Regions from separate parts of the Homo sapiens genome. Here region 2 is linked to region 1. A link is an interaction called in ENCODE POLR2A ChIA-PET data of the cell type or tissue named here. Cell type or tissue: OCI-LY7. All regions are shown on one strand.

Evidence for each region. Peaks named below come from ENCODE experiments on the same cell type or tissue, not always from the same donor. Only the 100,000 strongest peaks of a DNase experiment are listed, where the experiment ranks them.
Region 2: POLR2A ChIA-PET joins it to region 1 with 5 read pairs; 3 of 35 experiments call an interaction of 5 or more read pairs at or near these places.

The regions. Positions count from the first base shown.
Region 1 is chr10:93,460,986-93,463,485 of GRCh38, forward strand. All of the region lies in intron 1 of MYOF (myoferlin), which reads right to left. Among named protein-coding and RNA genes, the nearest start is that of MYOF, 20 kb to the right of the region's middle. In OCI-LY7, CTCF peaks have their summits at 1,052 and 1,329; a DNase peak (open chromatin) is centred at 1,006; H3K4me3 peaks cover 434 bases; H3K27ac peaks cover 842 bases.
Region 2 is chr10:93,337,654-93,340,153 of GRCh38, forward strand. It overlaps MYOF (myoferlin), which reads right to left. Exons shown (of 54, transcript NM_013451.4): 39 at 2,500; 40 at 162-260. Among named protein-coding and RNA genes, the nearest start is that of MYOF, 140 kb to the right of the region's middle. In OCI-LY7, no CTCF peak of the experiment used is centred here; no DNase peak of the experiment used is centred here.

The sequences.
Region 1 (2,500 bases):
TCGGGTGGCTGAGGCAGGAGAATCGCTTGAACCTGGGAGGCGGAAGTTGCAGTGAGCCTAGATCGCGCCATTGCACTCCAGCCTGGCAACAAGAGCAAAACTCCATCTAAGAAAAGAAAAGAAAAGAAATAGCACAAAGCTCCACCAGGCTTTTGCCTGTCTCATTCTCATCCTGAAGTTTCTTCCTGCCTGTCAGAGGGGGAATAAACAGAAATAATGACTGGTCAGCTCAGGCCAAGAGACCTCACAGCTCAGCCCACAGAAATGGTTCACTGAGTGAGTTCTTCCGCAAACATTAATCAGCTCCTTCATTCTTCCACCCAACAAATGTTTGTGAAATTGCCAGGCATTGAGCACTGTAGGAGACACAAAAATACCCAAGACATGGTTCCTGCCCTCAGGGGGTCTAGTGGGGAGAGGAAATGTGGCTATACGGGACTGATAGAGAAAGGACTTCAGTTGCTATCAGAGGGGTATCAATGCACAGAAAAATTCAGAGGAAAGAAAGGTGACTTCAGGCTGTGTGCACAGAAGATGCAGAGGCTGAGCTAGATGAGAATTCAAGGGCAAGGAGGGGTTGAAAATGTGGAGCCAGAAGACGAGCTCACTCCAGTAGACACAATAGGGTGGGTGGATCAGGCATGGAGGAGGGAGAACCAGTTATGTCACATCTGGGGACACTCCAGGACCCAACCAGCTGGAACCAAAGAGCATAGAACTGGGTAGGGGGCAAACGGGCTTTGTGGGAAGGTTATGGTCTCACTGTGAAGCCTCAAGTACCAGGCTAAGCTTCATTTGGCTGATATAAGTACTTAAAGGAGGAGGGTATTAGAAACTGGATTTTATAACTTCAAAATTTTATAACTCATGAGAAAAACCAAGTGGCCCAACAATTCTCCCAATGCATGTTCCTGAACACATGATTCAATTGTGTGTTGAAAACAAAGGGGAGTGGCTGAGTCCAGGCAGATGCCAGTTGACCACAGACCAGGTGGAGCTATTCAACCAGAACTTCCTGCAGCTCCTGGCACTCATTGTGTGAGGTTGATGCTAATGGCATTACCTCTAGGGGATGCTCACTGCAGGCTGGGCATTGCTAAGCCCCCCACCTTTTTTTTTTTTTGAGTTAGAGTCTCACTGTGTTGCCCAGGCTGGAGTGCAATGGCACGCTCTTTGCTCACTACAATCTCTCTCCTGCCTCAGCCTCCTGAGTAGCTAGGATTACAGGTGTGTGCCACCACACCCAGCTAATTTTTATATTTTTAGTAAAGACAGGGTTTCCCCATGTTGGCCAGGCTAGTCTCGAACTCCTGACCTCAAGTGATCCGCTCACCTCGGCCTCCCAAAGTGCTGGGATTACAGGCGTGAGACACCGTGCCCGGCCTGCTAAGCCCTTTACATGCATCATTTCATTGAATCCTCCTGGCAAGCCTATGACGTAGGCACTGTTTTATTATCCTCAGTTTGCAGAGAAGCAAAGAGAGCCCAGAATGGTTAGGTAACTTGCTCAAGATCACAGGGCTAGGACGAAGCCCTCTAACCAGGTCTAGTATGACTCCTGAGCCCATGCATTTAACCACTGCACCTCCCATTTCCCTAGCTAATAAGGAAAAACTAAGTGGCTGGCATTGGCTCCTACCCTTCTGGAGAAACCCAGCTCAATCTCTTTCAAGAAGGAGGCTCTGATGTTTATCAAAATGTGTATATGTTACATTTTATTGAAAACCTATTCTCACACATAAACACATCAGGCAAAAAAAAAAAAAGTAGATAAATTATTTTTCTTATCAGCAGCCAGTCACATATTTATATTAGTCAATTATTTTATTCTACCTCTGTAAAAATAAAAAAAAAAGGTTAAACCTGCAGGCACTGAACATCAAATTGAATTACAGGAAACTCCCTCCCCTTTCTCCACATTACCTACCCCCCAACCTGGCTCCTGCGTCTAATTTTATTAAGATGACTGTTTCTTCCTATGGAAAGCAATAAAATATTTTCAGCTCAGAACATAACAACTGACTCAAATGCAGAGCACACTCTGAGTGTGCTCAAGGGCTCAAGTCGTTCTTCAGGACATTTCCTGTTTTCCGATTAGCTACGCCTGCCTCTCACTCAGTTCTGCGGAGGTCACCACTGCAGTAATTAACCCCAATGCCAGCCTCCAAACAAGGTTTCCGGGAGAACTGAACAGCTCTCTTAGCCAAACCACCCGCCCTCTTGCGCGGAACCATTTCCTTTGCTGTTCACCTACCAGCCAGTGTGTCAGAACCTTATTGAAAAGGCCTGGCCCAGTGCGGTGCTTATACCTGTAATCCCAACATTTTGGAAGGCCAAGGCCAGAGGATCGCTTGAGTCCAGGAGTTCAAGACCAGCCTGGGCAACATAGTGAGACTTCGTCTCTACAAATTTTTTTTTTTTTTTTTTTTTTTGAGAGGGAGTCTCACTCTGTCGCCCAGGATCTAGTGCAGTGGTGCAATCTTGGCTCATTGCAACATCC
Region 2 (2,500 bases), 120 kb before region 1:
CCGAAACTCATGCAAGAGGGCTCTCCGGGAAGACAGAGGTTTTCCTGGGCCCTGCTCATTAGCACCCACCCAAGGGACCTTTTAGTCATCCTCTTAGCTCTGCCTGTGGCCAGTTTCAAAGGATGTTGATTCTCCACCCATAGCAGCATAGATCCAGGTACCTTGAGCTTGGAATAGCCTTTCTGAATATACTGTCCGCATTTTTCATGTTCCCCTGAGGAAGCATAAAATTTACTCCACCAGTCCACGATTTCTTCCTCCTAAAGACATGCCAAAATGGAAAAATCTTTAGTGATGTCCTGGATTTCCAATCGATGCAGGAAAATGCATTTGTAATAGTTAAGAAGAAATAGGTTCTTCTGACCCTGTTAAAAGTGAGATTATATGACTTTTGTTTACATGCACAATGGACAAAGCATTCACGACTCTCCTACTCAGAAGCTAGAGGTGAAATGGCCATTCTGGGCCGATGAAATGTGTTTGGCTTTAATGCCCACAATCATACTAGATAATGTTCTTATGTCTTTTACACACAGTCTATTAATTTGTTGGTTTTTACATTTTTATTCTATTGACTTCATATTTACATATACATATAAATTTAAAGAAAACCTCCAATATGTGTTTTCTACTATCTCATTTTCTTAGCCCTTTTAGCCAGTAATGCCTTGTAATACAATACTCACTAGCTAAAAATTGGAAAAACTGGTTTTAATTCAAGTTCCTTCCTTTATGTTATAAGCCATACCCTTATGTTTCAAGCTGTACTGGCTTGGGCAAGTTGTTTAACATCTCTGAGCATCAATTTCTTCATCCACTGAATGCAATAATAACACAATGGACAAAGCATTCACATGCTGCCTTCATCTACCTGCCTCCATGTACCTCCAAAAGTTGTTCTGGAAATCATATGGGATCTTTAGGAGAAAGAGCTTTGAAAATTATAAAACGTGAAACGAAAGGCAGGAGGCATCATGGTTCAGTTAGACCAGGGCTCCCAACCTATCCTAGGAGATGCAATCAGTCTGGGGTGAGACCAGGGCATCCAATAAGCTTTCAGAAGTTCCCCAGGAGAGTCCAATACGTAGACAGTGTTGGGAATCTCTGGTTTGAATGGGTAGTCCTTGGTTGGGCAGAAGGGACAGCATGTCAGAGTCACTTGTGGAATATTGTCAAACTATAGAAGGCCTCCCACTCAGATTTATAACAAGAATAGATTCTTATCAGACCCCCTCTTTGCTTATTTTAACCTACCTTGGAAATAATAACGCCAAAAAAAAAAACAAACAAAAAAACACAGAATGTCACCTGCAGTAGAGCCTCTTGGGGGAAAGGAAGAAGGGACAAGAAAGGCTACCACTTTTTTTTTTTTTTTTTTGAGACGGAGTCTCACTCTGTTGCCCAGCTGGAGTGCAGTGTCATGATCTCAGCTCACTGCAACCTCTGCCTTCTGGCTTCAAGCGATTCTCCTGCCTCAGCCTCCCGAGTAGCTGGCACTACAGGCATGTGCCACCATACGAGGCTACTTTTTGTATTTTTAGTAGAGATGGGGTTTCACCATATTGGCCAGGCTGGTCTCGAACTCCTGACCTCATGATCCGCTCACCTCAGCCTCCCAAAGTGCTGGGATTACAGGCGTGAGCCACCACTCCCGGCCTTAAAAGGCTACTTTTTATTCATGTTATATTATATGTTACATTATATGCTTCTTATTTGTGTGTGTGTGTGTGTGTGTGTGTGAATGCGTGTGTGTTACACATACTTACACAGAATTACTTCCCCTTTATGGGTCAGCAACCTACACATGGATTTAGTTCTTTTTTTAAATTTTGACAGAGTCTCGCTCTGTTGCCCAGGCTGGAGTACAGTGGTGCAATCTCAGCTCACTGCATTGCAACCTCCACCTCCCAGGTTCAAGTGATTCTCGTGCCTCAGCCTCCCGAAAATCTGGGATTACAAGCACTCACCACCACGCCTGGTGAATGTTTGTATTTTTAGTAGAGACAGGGTTTTGCATGTTGGCCAGGCTGATCTCGAACTCCTGGCCTCAAGTGATCTGCCTGCTTCAGCCTCCCAAAGTGCTGGGATTATAGGCGTGAGCCACTGTGCCCGGCCCCCCTAGATTTAGAAAAAAATTATTCCCAGGCTGGGCGCAGTGGCTCACGCCTGTAATCACAGCACTTTGGGAGGCTGAGGCGGGTGGATCACGAGGTCAGGAGATCGAGACCATCCTGGCTAACATGGTGAAACCCCGTCTCTACTAAAAATACAAAAAATTAGCCGGGCGAGGTGGTGGGCGCCTGTAGTTCCAGCTACGCGGGAGGCTGAGGCAGGAGAATGGCGTGAACCCCGGGGGGCGGAGCCTGCAGTGAGCCAAGATCGCGCCACTGCACTCCAGCCTGGGTGAAAGAGCGAGACTCCTTCTCAAAAAAAGAAAAGAAAAATTCTGGGCAGAAAATACATGAATCTTAAATGTAGCAAAATGTATACCATAGTTACC